2 separate regions of the Mus musculus genome follow, and region 2 is linked to region 1. Evidence: chromatin loops called from intact Hi-C (ENCODE). Cell type or tissue: left cerebral cortex. All regions are shown on one strand.

Region 1 (8,000 bases):
AGCACACAGAGAAGAGACAAAGAAGCCTGCAGTCAGCACTGGCTGGGCCACCTTATGCACATCTCTCTTGTGTCTCACAGTCTTCTCTTTAATCACCTCTTTCAATGTTTTTACTTTGAAGAGACTTTTCTAAGTTTAGCATACAAAACCAGGCCAACTTAATCCCAGGTAAAGACTTCATCTTGTAAGGGTTTACTAGGCCCTCCACCTCAGGCACAGCTGTGTCAGGAATTGACACACACATGTATAAATAGGAACAGTGGCAACCCACTTGAGTTCTACAGTAGGACAAATGAAGACCAATAAAGACAATGATATCGTCACAGGTGCAAAGTGTTCTTATTCTCATGGTTTCTGTACTGGCTAGTTTTGTGTCAACTTGACACAGGCTGGCGTTATCACAGAGAAAGGAGCCTCCCTTGAGGAAATGCCTCCATGAGATCCAGCTGTCAGGCATTTTCTCAATTTGTGATCAAGCAGGGATGGCCCCTTTTGGGTGGTGCCATCTCTGGGCTGGTAGTCCTGGATTCTATAAGAAAGCAAGCTGAGTAAGCCAGTAAGTAACATCTCTCCATGGCCTCTGCATTTGCTCCTGCTTCCTGACCTGCTTGAATTCCAGTCCTGACTTCTTTTAGTCTTAGTCAGGGTTTCTATTCCTGCACAAACATCATGACCAAGAAGCAAGTTGGGGAGGAAAAGGTTTTTTCGGCTTACACTTCCATACTGCTGTTCATCACCAAGGAAGTCAGGACTGGAACTCAAGCAGGTCAGGAAGCAGGAACTGATGCAGAGGCCATGGAGGGATGTTCTTTACTGGCTTACTTCCCCTGGATTGCTCAGCCTGCTCTCTCATAGAACCAAGACTACCAGCCCAGAAATGGCACCACCCACAAGGGGACCTCCCCCCTTGATCACTAATTGAGAAAATGCCTTACAGCTGGATCTCATGGAGGCACTTCCCCAACTGAAGCACCTTTCTCTGTGATAACTCCAGCTGTGTCAAGTTGACACAAAACTAGACAGTACAGTCATGATGTTTGTGCAGAAATAGAAACCCTGACTAAGCAATTTCCAATATTATTTCCAATGACAAGAGTCTATACAACTCTTTGTTTTTGTTTGTTTGTTTGTTTTGATTTTGTTTTTCGAGACAGAGTTTCTCTGTATAGTCGTGGCTGTCCTGGAACTCAGAAATCCGCCTGCCTCTGCCTCCTCAGTGCTGGGATTATGAAGTGCAACCTTCACAATGAATTTGGGGAGATAGATACTTTGATGTAATACTATATCTGAAAATACATAAGGTAGAATAAAAAGCAATGAAATGAGAAATTAAATATGACCAAAAAACTGAAGAAAAGAGAGAAGGAAACACCAAGTGGAATTTCAGAACTAATTAATCTCCACAGAGACAAACTAAGCAGGAAACAGCTAGAATACCAATAATGTCCTTTAAGTTTTCCCAGTCTCAAGGAAGAGGACAAGGAACTACATCGGCCTGTCCACTTGATACAATCACACAGGCCTGGGGACCGCAAGTGTCTTCCCCAGTAGTCATTACATTTGACATGGGTGGAGGTCCGTCTCATTATTTTACTTGGCAGCTGAAAAGAAAAGGAGGGACCTGTTCATTTCAGTGTAAATATCACAAGGCGCTCAAACTGATGTGCAGCCTCACTCTGATCTTCAAAGTCTAGCTTTTGAACCCCATTCCTTTTGCACCTCATCCCCAGACTTTTTTAGTCCCTGCCTCACCCCACGGCTCATGCTCCAGTATCCAGGGCACCCCGCCCCACGGCTCATGCTCCAGTATCCGGGGCACCCCGCCCCACAGCTCATGATCCAGTATCCGGGGCACCCGCCCCACAGCTCATGCTCCAGTATCCAGGGCACCCCGCCCCACAGCTCATGCTCCAGTATCCGGGGCACCCCGCCCCACAGCTCATGCTCCAGTATCCAGGGATGCTTAGCTGCTGGAACCTACCTGCTTGGCCCTCACTGTCACCAGCCATTACTCAACTGTCTCACCCTTATTGAGGCTTCTAAAACTAGACCACAAGCCTATACTTCCTATCTGTAATTCATGCTTACTTCCTGCACTGAATCTGTGTGCATTTCACCTATCTTCTGTTCCTTTTTGTAGGCCTTTTGGTCAGTTTTCTTCTGGCCAAGGTACCTTCCACATTTGCCACCATCAATGTTCAATAACTTTCTGTGAAGATGACGGAAAGACAGAGCTCCTTGTTCTAAGAACATTTCAATAATACCCAGCTGAAAGAACACTGCTATTCCGGAGTTCAGCCTCTGACCTCCATAAATATTAATATGCAAATTGAGATGATCAGGTTTTCCTAGGATGTAGGTTCTGAATACAGGCACTATCTTACAAAACTTGGCATGATTGCAGATAGAGGTAGGAGCAGATGCTTCCCTGCTTGCCAGCCCGAGCCCAGCCCGAGGCCTCAGGAGCTCTGAGAGTGCACCAGCAAAAAGCACTGTGGCTGAAAGGATGGAGCTGATGCTTCACACAGGTGGGACTGCTAGGAGCTATGAGACTCTGAGCTTCCTTCTGCCTGGGTCAGTATCACAGCAGATGAGTATAATTCCTGAACAGGCTAACACCTAGAGACCAGAACACTCACATCATTTCAATGTCACTGCCAGGAGGCCATTTCTGTTGACAGCCCCCAGGAGGACCTATCAGGAAAGGAAATGGCATCTCCCAGGAGGCCTCCCACCTCTGAGCGCTCCCCTCCTGTGCCCCTTCCCAGCCTCTCCATAGCTTGGATGTGCTCCTTCCCATCTGCACTCCTTCCTGTCGGCACATAGTATTATTTTGGAGGGTCACTACACCACACTCTTGGGTGAGGGCTAGAGCTGGGTGGACAGACAGCTTCCTCTATTCACATGTGTTTGAATTTTTAATTTTAAATAAATTGCAATATTAAAAATGTAAGGATGAGCAGCATTCTGACACCTTTGGCTAATGCTGACAAAAGGCCTTTACCTGGTGTCCACATAATAGCACCTGAGTAAGTACCTGCAATGTTTTAGTGAAAGCCAAAAAACAAAGAACATACGCACATGCATACACACACAGAGACATATATGCATAAATACATACATACACACATAAATATACACACATACATACTACACTTTCACCTTTGCCTTCAATGTACTGTGCATTAAAAACAACTGTTAAACTGAGTTTAAAGAGTTGTAACCACCTCCACAATGTCTCAGTAGCTGTGTTTTCTAAGTCTAGTAACAGAAATGCCCAGATGAATATGTGCTGTATAGACTGCTGGGGAAATGGTAAAATTAGCCATTTTAATATGAACAGCTATTTTCACCAAAATTTATAATTCTATATTCAAAGGATTGTCAATAATAAAGCAAATTTTCTATCATTTAAAATATTATTAACAAGTCTCAGACTTTTCCAAGTATAATCATGAACGCATAAAAGTCAATTAGAAAACCGAGGATGGCTTATTTGTGTAGAAGGACACACACGTAGTCGTAACTCCCACGCTGTCCTTTCAATCAAGGATCTTCAAGTACCATTAAGGAAGGCATTTAGAACACAGGAGCTCAGAGCAAGAGCAGACAGAGAACATCGTGCTGCTCACCATGTGTCAGTGCCCCCACAAGGGCGCCTCTGACTCACAAGCAGCACACCCACTGTGACAGAGCACAAAGCAGGGGAGGAACGCAGATGCACACAACCCATAAGGCTCTGCTTCATGTCCTCCAGAGCTCAGTGTTCACAGCAACAGCCGGCCCAGCACCTGCTTCTGGAAACCCTGCCCCAGACATGCAATGCTTTTCCTCTTCTGGGTTGATGTCTGGCATTTAATTCAACCTCTGGAAAATGACACCCACTAACATGCATGAACACTAGAAGGGAGTGGCACATTCAAGAACAAGACAGAGGTGGGGTGAGATGTCAGCAGGTTACTGACTATATCAGTAGTATCTCAGAGCTAGCCACTTTAAACTACTTAGTTCATGTCTGCATTAGGCTGCTAAGCAGCAAATGGAGCTTCAAAGAGATACAAGCTAAAAGATGCCATCTTTCTGAAGTTGATTTGCAAACATCTCACGTTCTACCAAAAGTATCAACTGTGATATTAATACTGGCAAGTGTGCACACTCCTACTCAAATTATAAAATTCAGGCAAATATGTAATTTAAAGTCAGCTAACAAAAGAATCATTTAGTCTCTCAAATTGAAGTCTTCAGTGTACCAGTTTATAATTATATTAATTTAGATTATATCAAAGTTGTTCTACCATATACAAAAAACTTAAATTTCACAGAATTGGGTTTTTTACTTGTAATATTATAAATTTCAGACTGATATGGTACCTTGTGCTTGTAACCATAGCACCGTAGAGGCAGAGGCAGGCGTATGTTACAGAGTGTGAGGCCAGCCTACTCGAGAGTGTAAGCTCTCAGCTTGTTAGCACTACATGGGGGAAACCCTATCTCAAAATTAAGAAACTGCCAGGTGGTGGTGGTGGTGGTGCATGCCTTTAAAACCCAACACTTGGAAGGCAAAGCAGGCAGATCTCTGTGAGTTCAAGGCCATCCTGGTCTACAGAGTGAAGCAAGTTCCTGGACAACCAGGGCTGCACAGAGAAACCCTGTGTCAAAACCAAACAAAAAAACTAAACCAGATATACCAGTTGCACATTTGTATAAGCAGTACTTTGAGAATTACTTCCTGTCCTTTTCTTGACTTCAGCACTGACTACTGTGGAGTGATACTCATCTGGAAATAGGTGAACTCTATGTAAGGAAAGATGACAATTCATATTTTAAGGCTCTCTTCAGCCAGGAGCCACATTCTTTAGTCCTTTGTCAGCTGTGTTTTCTCTGTCTCTGTGAAAACTCGAAGGGCTAGTAGGACCCAGGGCCCAAATGGAGCGACTTAGTTACCAAGAAACCTGGGGCTATCACTGCCTGAGGCTGTGCAGGTAAATTCAGAGCTGTCAGGGCACATGACTGACATCGATAATGTTAAAATCAAATGAAAACATTAGATTTCAAAATGAAGAAGAGTAAATGCTTACTTTTTAATATAATTACTCTTTTGGCAAAAACATGCAATGAAACCTGACTTCAGGAATTACAGAATAGAATAATTAAAAAAAAATCTGGTAACTGAAAGATTTCTCCTGGATGCTCTTATGAGATGGATATTAATAACCATATCTGGACTCCTAACCCCAAATATTCAGACATATAAACCACATAAACTTGATTTTCTCTTTGAAATCATACTATTAAGGTAAGATATATTTTCACAATGTCTAAAACCCACATTAACCCTGCAATAATCCTAAGAGTTTCAAAGCTATAACTCATTTTTAAATTCAGTTAGCTTTGTAGGTTTGTTAAGGGCCATGTATCTGTGTCACCTGAAAACCAGTATGAAATCACTTCTCTGGAGACGTGGACTCAAAAAAGGGGTAGTGGCCAGATTCTAGTGAGAACAGAGTGGAAATTGCTGGCCTGCAAGCCTTTCTAAAACCCTGGTAGTTGGTGGTTCCTAGTGTGCAGGCTGCTGCCCACTGTCCTGTCTGAGCTAACAACAGCCTCTCAAAACAAGTAACAGTGGCCTGGACTCTAAGCATTCCTTAAGTCTGTCTTTTGTCAAAAACAGACCCTGTCTTCATCTGCAAATCAGGGGTCATCTGGTTCTAACGCTGTCCTGCTCTAGTAATGACTGTTCACTGCCATTTAAAACAGTCATTGGTTTTATGTAGCCGAGAGTCAGGAAGCAAGCAGGTAAAGAATTCCTAACTCAAGAGATGATGTGAACCAAGATAGAGTCCACTCAGAGTATTCAAATTACTCAGGACTCCTCAAATGCTTACACTCTCAAACATACATATACTTTGGGTTTATAATTCCAGAGAGCTTCCTTATCTGATCAGGGCAGGAGAGTTTTAAATCTTTGCCAATTACAGTTTGCACACTGGACACTACAGTTACTGACCTTGTTTAAAATGGACATGGCAATAGCATGGGAAGAACACACGGCAATGTCAGGCCAAATGCTGACATCTGGAAAGTATTTGGTGAATATAAGAAATATATTACTGCCCTAATCATATAAGAACAAACACTACTTGTCCATTTCATTATTGTAGCTTTTTATTTACAAAAGGGACACAACAATACTATTTTGAAGTAGTATGAGTATATTATAAGAACTTTAAATACTCAAGCAAAAAAGGTAACAATTATGTTTCCTATAGTCAGAAGCAGAAATGTCCTCCACAGCCCCTGGGTCTGGCTGGGCTCCATTATGGTAGCATCGGGAAGTAGTGGAGGGCTGGACAGGTGAAGCAGCTTGCCCAGCAGCCGGGTCCCAGGCAGGCCATGGGACCCAGGGAGAGCTGGGAAGGATACCAGGAGTGAGTCCTGCCTCTCCTCCTTAATTCCTAATCATGAAACCAATACTCTGCCTGATGCTGGGCTCCTGTCAGGAGGGGCCACTCCAAGCCAAACTTAACAGAGGAGGTCAATCATGTGCCAGATTTCGTCTGTTCTTTTCCCTGTGAGACCAGGCTCTACTCCTGTCTGTCCCTGTGCTACTGTGAATAGGGAGGTTAGCATTGTAGAGTGGGGCATTCCTTTACTCTGTGCTATGCTGGGAGAAAGACTACTGGGCCATAGGACAGTCCTCTTTGTAATTTCTTTGGGAACCTCCCCAGGATTAACATAATGAGTTATATGTGCCTTCAGAAACATAGTGACTGAGTCTTTAGACCCCTGCAGACATCAGGGATCCTTTGGCTTCTTTGAAACTATCTATATTAACCGGCAACAAAGTAGTTTTGATAAAGGATGGCTAATATCTTAAGCATTTTTTAATATACTTGTTAGCTATTTTTATATCTTCATTAAATAAATATCTATTATGCTCACTTTGATTAAAGTTGTTTTTCTTCTACTGGATTCTATAAATTTTTTATAAACCATTTATTATATATATATGGTTTACCTACACTTTTCTCAATACAGAACCTGAACCAACTAACCAACCTACCTACCTTCCTTCCTCTCTCTTTCTCTCTCTCTCTCTCTCTCTTTCTTTCTCTGTCTCTCTCTCCCTCCCTCTCTCCCTTCCTTTCTTATTTATTTAGACTATTTCCTTTCCAGTGAGCAATTTAGTTTGATTTAGTATGTTTATTTTTGGTTTTGTGGCCTGACCTTCTGGTGTGACATCCATCAAACTCACTGTGAAGGCCCATTTCCTTGGGATTCCCCCAGGCTCTGTTCCATGATGTATATCACTTGACATTGAGGATCTCAGTCTGCTTTTAATTGGTTTTTGTGTAGGATATGAGTCTTGACTTCATTCTTTGCATATAGAAATCTCCAATTTTCCCTGTACCATTTATGAAAGAAACCATTATTTCTTTACTATGTCCTCTTGCTTCTCCTGACAAGAATATGTTGAGCATACATTGTCTTCATTGCTTCTGGGGACCTTTAAAATGATTGCTATCAAGATGGTGTGATACCATGTAGCATGAAGAAACCCAAGAACAGAAAAGAGAGATGTGGATCAGAGTCAAACAAACTATTAAAATTAGAAACTTTTGTAGTAAATGGAAAAATCTTTGTGGCTTCGTGCTCAAAGTTATCTTAGAAATACTACCAAAAGCATCATCCATAAAAAAAATTAAATTTCATCAAAATTAAACACATTTGTTCTTCAAAAAATACTTAAAAAATAGATCTGGATAAATCATAAGAGAAAAAGGATAGATATTCACCTAAAGTATGAAAGAATAAAAAAGCAAATGATCCAACTTAAAAAAGTAGACAATGATTACAAAGATACTAGACCAAAGAAGTTCCAGAAATGTTTTACCCTACCACACATAAAAGACGCTCTGTGTTTTTATGCAGCCAAGAAAGGTAGTTAAAGCCCTAAAAAAGCCAGGTTTGGGAGTCATCACCTCTAATCTCAGGACTTT
Region 2 (8,000 bases), 93 kb before region 1:
TGGCTTTTAAATCAGGGTCTTTTCTTATACAGAAATGACATTTTGGGTTCTCAAAAAAGTATGTATTCAGACTTGACATGAAACTAATAAGCCCAGAAAAATATAAAGTAAAAATCTAATAAAATATTCTAATGGTATAGTAAATCTGTTAATAAGAGGAAATACTTTATTTTCATAGTAAACTCTCATGCCACTTTAATGATCAATTTTCATATAAAACTTTTGATCCAATCTACTGAAGATGCTGACACATAAGCGAGCTGGGTCTCTGCAGCTCTTTCTTGGCTGCTCTGCTGTTTTGTATGAGGGCTCTGATCTCCAATAGGAAAGCCTGACTTCCCATGACAATCACATCTACTGACAAGTGGCAGGGAGAATGCCAACGGTGTGACACACAGAGCATGCTGAAAGGAAGGGGCTCAGGCAGATAGCCCTTAGGTGTCACTCTGCTTCAAGGACACATGCATGAAGGACGGTCACACACATTAAGATGATAGTCAGGCACGCTTGCAGAGCATGTGACGATCACACTGCACAGCAGACCTGACCTGCTGTACCTCCTGCTCCCTGCCCGAATGCTGGCGTGCAGCATGTTAGATTGCAACTGACAGGCTTGCTTGACAACAGTCGTAGCACAGTGCTGTGGTGACGTCAGAGGAGCTAGCTGACGGAAACTGGCTAACAGAGAAGGAAACTTGGTTGTTTTAGGAAATTAGCACACTCTCAGTCATAGGAATTCTGTTTTCTCTGTGAGACTCACACTGAATGACTGCAGGCTGTGTGGATGGATGTTTGTGAGAAGGTGGCCAGCTATGACTCAGGAACCAACTCTACTGTCCCTGGTAAGCCTTGGAAAAAGGAGAAAGAATCACATGGGATTTTCCCCCTGTGGTCCTGGTAGCAGAATGATGGGCTGAAAAAGGCCAAGTAATTCTTTATCGTCTTCCTAAGAAAACGGCATTAAGGAGAAAGCTTAGATCACACGAAGTCCGCACCAAATGTGGCCATGACAGAAAAGTTTTCTGTCTTTGACAAGCAATGACCTCCCATTTCTCAGGAAGGTTTCCTGGTGACTCAAGGTAGATACAGCAGAGGGAAGTCAGGCTGCTCATGTTCGCCAGCCTTCTCCTTCATGCCCAGCTTGCTGACCTAAAGGGATGCCGATGAGCGCAGTCATGAACAGGCCCACAAAGCTCTCAGACAGAGAAATAAGGAACCGTGACCAGGTTCAAGTGTATCCACACCAGTGTTACCGGGAAACCACTGTGGACAATTATTATTTTTTTAAGCAAGGATGTCGTAGAGTTTTGTGCATTTCTGTGCATTTCTGCAGGCTCTTTTCCCTAAATCAACTTGCAAATCAGAACTGTATTTATATGTGCACTTTTTGGGTATGGATTAGCCTCCTAAAGTACATAATTCCAATAATTATCATCGACAGAAGGGATGAATAAATTATGCTTCAAGCATAACAAAATTAACAGTAAGAATGTTTTGCATAAGCTTTCCTTAATGCATGTGCCTCTGTTAAATTTAATATTCTAGATGACTGACATGATTCTGAAAGGCTCCCGATGAGTTAATCTTAAACTATACCTCTGCCTGCTCTGGGACAAAGAATAAAATAGAATTTAAATGTTGCAGATGTCATGATGTTTTGAAAAGCCTCTTTAATTTAAGCAAAGAGTTATGATGTGAATTGCAAATTCTAAGAGCCTGGATGAGCGAGTCTCAGTGCCATGTTCTCTGTACACCAGAATGCTGGGATTAAGCTTCATGTCTTGTTCACAGAGGCAGAGCCAAGCCAGCCTCCTGTCCCTTGCTGGGCTCGGACTGCTAAGTAGTGAGAGGCTGTTTTTCCCTCTTTTTCATGTACAGAGTGTATTACACACAGAGTCAGTTGCATCCTGGAAGGGAGCGTCTTATCTCCTTCTGAGGGCCGGCAGATGCCTGGAGAGCAGGGCCCTTAATGTGAATGGCTGAGTTTGCACTCGGGTTGCCATGGTGTGTGCCATCGGAAGGCAGCTCTGCTGATTTAGCGTATCTGACCCATGGGAGAGCTGTGCGGAGGAGGAAGCTGGTTTGTGTGCTGCCGTGAATGGTGCGGACAGGCTCACTATGCCTTCACTGCAGTCTGCGTGTACGAATCACTAAATGTGTTTAAGATTACAAAATTAGTAAGGGGACCGAAATGATGGATACGAGTCCTTCTCTTCAGCTGCCTCCTGCAAAGTCTGACCTATGCTCTATACGGCCAGGCAGGCAGGAGGCCATCTCCCGGACACTGATCCTGAGACAACTGTGCACAGGGGAAAGTCCTTGACACAGCTGAGATTGAGCTCAGTCACAGCCTGGTTTTACCTGATGTACATTAGATCCACGGGCGACACTTTAATGCTGTGCTGTATACCTGTGCATTATCAGTAAGATTTCCAGGGAGTGGCTTTAGTGGAAAAGAGGAGATAGAGGTGTGGGTGTCCCTAGAGATTTTCATCATCAATGCTGACTTGACATCTGGCCTGTCCATTTCATTCACAGCAGCCCTGCACTTCAGTAGATATATGTGGATGTGTTTGTAACCATGCATCATGGATTCTGAAGACCCAGAAACTGGTACAAGTAGAGGGACTTTCATTCTGGGATTGTCTCCTAGGATGAAGACACACAATCAGAACCATGCTGCTCTTCCTGTGGACGCTAGTATCTAAGAACGTTTCCACTGGGCTCTATGAACTCCTGAACATTTCTTAGACCTTGTTAGGGAATTGAGACCCAGATATAGGGTATTCTGAAGGCGTACGTCTGGGAGGAAGGCAGGCACTCTTGCTTTCTTCTCCCTGGTGAACACTGGCTAGCTGCCCACACATGCTTCCTGTCATCCTTGTCCTCTGCAGTGTCCTGCAGAAGCTGCTGCCTCTGTGCCCTGAACTCTCTGGAAATTTTCTGTGCACCATTTTCTGTAGCCTGGACTGGGGAAGTAAAAGACAAAATGACACGGCAGTGTGATGTTCTCACCGGGCTTGTTCTGACAGAAAAGAAAGAGAAACCCTAGGAAGTCCAAATGATTCCCAATATATGATTATATTTATAGATATAATCTCGCCTTGGCAGAGTGGAGAGCAACTGTGGTGGGCACGTGTCCTGCAAGCATGCGCTACCAAGGCTGTTTATAGCACCAACCGAGGAGGGCCTGTGGCAGAAGACAGCAGCCCACAGGCTGTGCCTAGAGTAGAAAACCTTGGAGATCACCAATGGACCTAGGTATTAAAGGCAGGCCTTTTTCTTTGGCCTTTACCATTAGTCCTGTGCTTTTCTCTTTACAGCGGTATCAAATGGCAGGGTTGCTGTGGTTAGCTAATACGGCTCTGGGTAGGACTATTTATTTCTTGAATAGATTTGCCTTTAACATAGTTTAAAGTGGAACATACTTTAAAAACCCAGTTAATAAAAAAACATAACCTTCAAAGATGGTTGCAGTAAGGTGGTATAAAGTGGGGGTGACTGAGGACAGAGTCCTACAGGTGGCATCCAGCCCTGGCTGGCACTATGTGATCATCTTCTTGATGACAGTGAGCTCTTTGTGAAGGTCGTTGAACTTAGGGCGGTTTTCAGGCTTGTAATCCCAACACTTCATCATGATTGTAAAAACCTCCTCTGGACAGTTCTGTGGGGCTGACATCCGGTATCCTGAAGATGCAAGAGAAGAGTTGAGAGCTCAGAAAGGGGGTAAGGGCATCATGCTGTGTGAATGTTTGTCCCTTATGCAGTGAGTGGGGTAGAGAGCAAAGACCTGCGCCAGTGTCGTAAACGCGCTGGCGAGCTCGCACATGTGGGTGGCGCAGAGCACACAGCTACAGAGCCACGTACCTGTCAGCAAGTCAGAAGTAGGCCTAGCATATATAAAAGCCTATTTTAGTTGTTCTAAGAAGTAGCTTCCATAATGATCAAACAGACAGGGCAGGCGTGGCTGGGGTTTATACACACATTCAACAGTGAGCTGAGAACAGGCTGGTGTCTAGCAGCATTGGGGCTTGTGCTAGGAGGTGTGGGTTCAGGGAAGGAAGGCGGGCCACCCCCACACTCAGGCAGTCATCTGAACAACATCCCTCTTGTTGGAAGCTGTGTCCCACACAAGCATGTGTGGGTGCTACTGCCATCTTGTCACCCCGCCTCTGTCTGGAGCACCCTGGTGTTTCTTTACATCACAGCTTCTTGGAATTCCTTCTGGAAACTAGAAGCATTTTCACTTGGAGAATTAAGGGACTTATCTGATGTGGAATTTAACACCTCTCTAAGGCAGTCTACCTTCTTTCTCTCTCCCCGTGCTGAGAGCACCTGGCCTTTACTTACTGTGATACAGCGGCACGACTGCTATGTACACAGTTCACACTCAAGAACTGTGCAATTACGTTAGGAAACAAATTACAAAACCAAACACCCAAAAAACAAACAGAACCAAGAATGCTTCAAATACATTTACAGTTGTGTTGCCATGTTCACAGCTATGCTTAGCTGGAAGCTACCTAAGGGCCACAGGTCAGACAGGCTTGCAAATGTTTGCTTCTGTTCTGTAGGAGCCGTAGCATCCATAGTATTCCAAAACAGACTTCTCTAACATCTTTCCTCCTTACTGTGTCTTAAACAGCACTGTGATTCTTCTCCCAAAGCCAGTGTGCGGGCACCACTGGCCTGGTGGACTCCGACGTGAAGCACTAAGGCCTTGGCTCACCTCTCTCCACTTGCTCTCGCGCTTGCTGGTTTGTCATTCCAGGGTACGGGCAGACTCCTAGGCTGAAGGTCTCCCAGAGGAGGATGCCGAAGCTCCACACGTCACTTTCAGAACTGTATCTCCCTGAAAGGGAGGAGATAATGATAACCCGGTGAGTGAATGGGATGAGAAGACAGTGGCTCTGGCTACGCGTGTCAGCTCGTCAGCCTCCACACAGCACAGTCAGGCTTCCATAGGACACCACAGCAACATCCCGTTCTCGGTTCTCAGTACTCGCCTTAATGCCAGGGCTAGTAATGGTAACAATCAAGTGAAGTCTTCAGGAGGCTAGTTCAACTAAATGAGCTACAAAATGTCTTCCCTTCCCCAAGAACAAGAATTCAGCCAGCATGCAGGCTTATGTCCCCTGTGATATGTGGATGAGGATGGTGTGTGTGTACAGACACACATATGTGTATATATACACATTTATACACACATATATGTATATACACATATATGTATATATACATATACATATATACACAAAAACACACACACTTGCACATATCAATGCCTAGGAGATTAAATAAGTCAGATTCCTACAGTTTGGTCTTCTGTCTGTGTCATTTTCTTTCCAGTAAAATAACAAACTTAAAGCATTAAGGAAAGTTTCTTAACTTCAATGTTTTACTCATCACTGTTTGTAGATAGTTTTACATGCTTAAAGGTCTCATTTTCTCTACCGATAGTTTCATTTGCAGAAAATACATTTCTCCATGTGGTCTGAATAGACTGGAAATTAACATAGCTGGCTGATAAAAACAAGTTCTTCAAATTACATGGTGTCTTGTTTTGTCAAAATATCTTGGTGCACCTGTTTTATTGAGCTACATAAGCTGAACTCTTAGGAATGTTTTTGGTCGCTTTCAGCAGAAGCACAGAGATAAAATCCTACCCAGGAAGCCTTGTGGGGATGGATAGGAAATCAGGGAGAAGCAGCAGAAACGTCCCTCCCAGTCTAACACATGGCACATACACACTGTCACAACTAAACCCCACCTGCAGTAATGTTGATGGCATTTTGTTTTTGAAGTGAAACACACACACACACACACACACACACACACACAGGTCTATGTGTATATGATATAGATTGGCCTTTATCTCCAGACCCTCCTACCTCTGCCTCTCCAGTGCTGGGTTACAGGCATATGTCACCACACATAGCATGAAGGTCTCTTGAACCATAGCATTTCCTATCCATCTGCTACCCCAGGATTTGTAAATGACACTCCTAGAAAATGGTCATGTTCCTCTAAAACAGAATGGCCTCTTCCATTCTGGAAGAGAGTAAAATGGCCGAGAGTCTGCCTGTGCTGGGGTGCAGTCCTCAGCCTGCAGCACACACTCATTATCCACCGCAGCTGTGGAAATCAGCTTCCGGCTGAGCTAGGAGGTAATTACGGACATTGCCAGTGCTGCTGGCTTAGGAAAATTACTTTTCTTCTCTACACATCAGGTCTTTTCATGAAACTCATTTGGTGGCTAAAGGTTAAGGCTAATTTTGGGAAGAACTTAAGTTATGTAGACTTACATTTTATCTGGTAAAGTACTGTCCGGAGGAGATCAAGAAAGGCACTTTGTAAACAGATCCCACGTGGGCTATGCCACCTGCCTGACCTTTGCACCTGGCTAATGTCACCACTGCAGAGTAAGCTGAGGGCACTGTGCTGCTGCTTCAACGTCTGACCCTCATGGTACTCAGTGGGCTGGAGAGAAGGCTCTAAATTTACATATGCATAGAGGAGGAGCCGTCTTGCCCAGGCCAGGTAGCCAACAACATGGAAGCAGAAAGTCCTGAATCCCTCTCATTCCAGGGTCTCAGTAGTTACATCACACCAGTTAACTGAGAGGAACGTCTGCTTAGTTATGTTGTGGGCTCCACTCTGATCTCCAAACAAGCAGGTGGCCAATGGTTAACTTGTTAAATAATTTTTGAGACTATAATTACATAATTTCTCTCTTTACTCCACCCAAACCCTCCCATGTTCCCCTTCTGACTCTCACTGCAAGCATGTGTATACATATATATTTCTAAATGTAGCCTCTTCAGTCCGTACCCTGTTACTTGTGTGCATGTTTAGGGGCCACCTACTGGTGTGCTCTTCCCTAGGGAAGACCCCTTATCTCACTCCCTGCTGGAAAACCTTTTCAGTAATGGACAGATAAATGACTTTATTTCTTAGTTGAAGATCAATAGACTACCCGTTTCTTTATAAACCCTGTACTTTTGTTGAAAGCTAGACTGGGAGTGGAAGAGATACAAGCTATGTTGTCTGAGTGTCCTATTGTTTAATTACTGGGGAGAGCTGAGGATTGAATGTGAGATGTCCCCTACAGGCTCATGTGTGTGTGGTCAATTGGTCCCTAAGGGGCGATGGTGTCTGGGAAGGCCAGGAAGCCTTGCTGGAGGAAGCAAGTCATTGGGGGCAAGTGCTTATGCCTTATGCTCCAGCACTGTTTCCTGATGCAATGTGACGAGCCAGTCCCCTGCTGCCATGTCTTCCCTGCCAGGACAGACCATGTCCCTCTGGAAACATAAACCAGAAATAACCTCCTTCTCCCTTGAGTTTGATACACCCTAAGATCGACAGTCACACCTTACACCTCCACGACTTGAACATGAGCATGAAGAGGGGAATTAGGTGGCTAAAGATGGGGGTGGGCGGTGCCCTTTAATAGTGCCTCTTTAAAAATGTTTTAAGTAACACCAACAGCACAGCTTAACACAACAGACCTAAGCCAAAGCTTCTAGAAGATGGGTCCTTGGACATAGGACTGATTTTATCTCCCTGATTTCTTAACGGGAGGCCTGGGCAATACTCCAGCAGCCTGGGGCAAGCAAGAGGATCGGTTGGGAAGAAAGGGATAGGAAGTAAGTATAACTCTGAAGGACAACAAGAAGTGAGGACTTTCATGAGATCATTGCTGTCCCCAACCCTGCTTAAAAAAGCAAAAACAACTGCTGGGCTCTGCAGCCAATCTTCCATTAATAAACTGTGAGCTCCTGAGGCTGACCCTGAGGCTGTGTCTCTCTCAGGCACTTCCTCTTGGACGGGACAATCTATGGTAAGCTGGTATGTGTATCTAGAGTCTCTTCCTCAATCACCTAAATTTTTCCGAATCTTACAAAATCCATATCAAAGGCAGCTAAAACAATGTCCCCGAGTGTCAACCGAAGAGCTTCATACTTGTCCTTTTGACTTAAAAATACTTTACATCTGTCTGG

The links. Peaks named below come from ENCODE experiments on the same cell type or tissue, not always from the same donor. Only the 100,000 strongest peaks of a DNase experiment are listed, where the experiment ranks them.
Region 2: it touches region 1 in a loop (8-fold over the local background); 3 of 42 quality-filtered maps call a loop at or near these places.

The regions. Positions count from the first base shown.
Region 1 is chr17:64,041,238-64,049,237 of GRCm38, reverse strand. All of the region lies in intron 15 of Fer (fer (fms/fps related) protein kinase), which reads right to left. Among named protein-coding and RNA genes, the nearest start is that of 1110058D11Rik, 5.4 kb to the left of the region's middle. In left cerebral cortex, no CTCF peak of the experiment used is centred here; a DNase peak (open chromatin) is centred at 3,685.
Region 2 is chr17:64,134,562-64,142,561 of GRCm38, reverse strand. It overlaps Fer (fer (fms/fps related) protein kinase), which reads right to left. Exons shown (of 19, transcript NM_001037997.3): 18 at 4,730-4,852; 19 at 3,066-3,687. The coding sequence ends at 3,545. Among named protein-coding and RNA genes, the nearest start is that of Gm46590, 5.1 kb to the right of the region's middle. In left cerebral cortex, no CTCF peak of the experiment used is centred here; DNase peaks (open chromatin) are centred at 3,050, 3,589, 4,042, 6,117 and 4 more places; H3K27ac peaks cover 1,911 bases.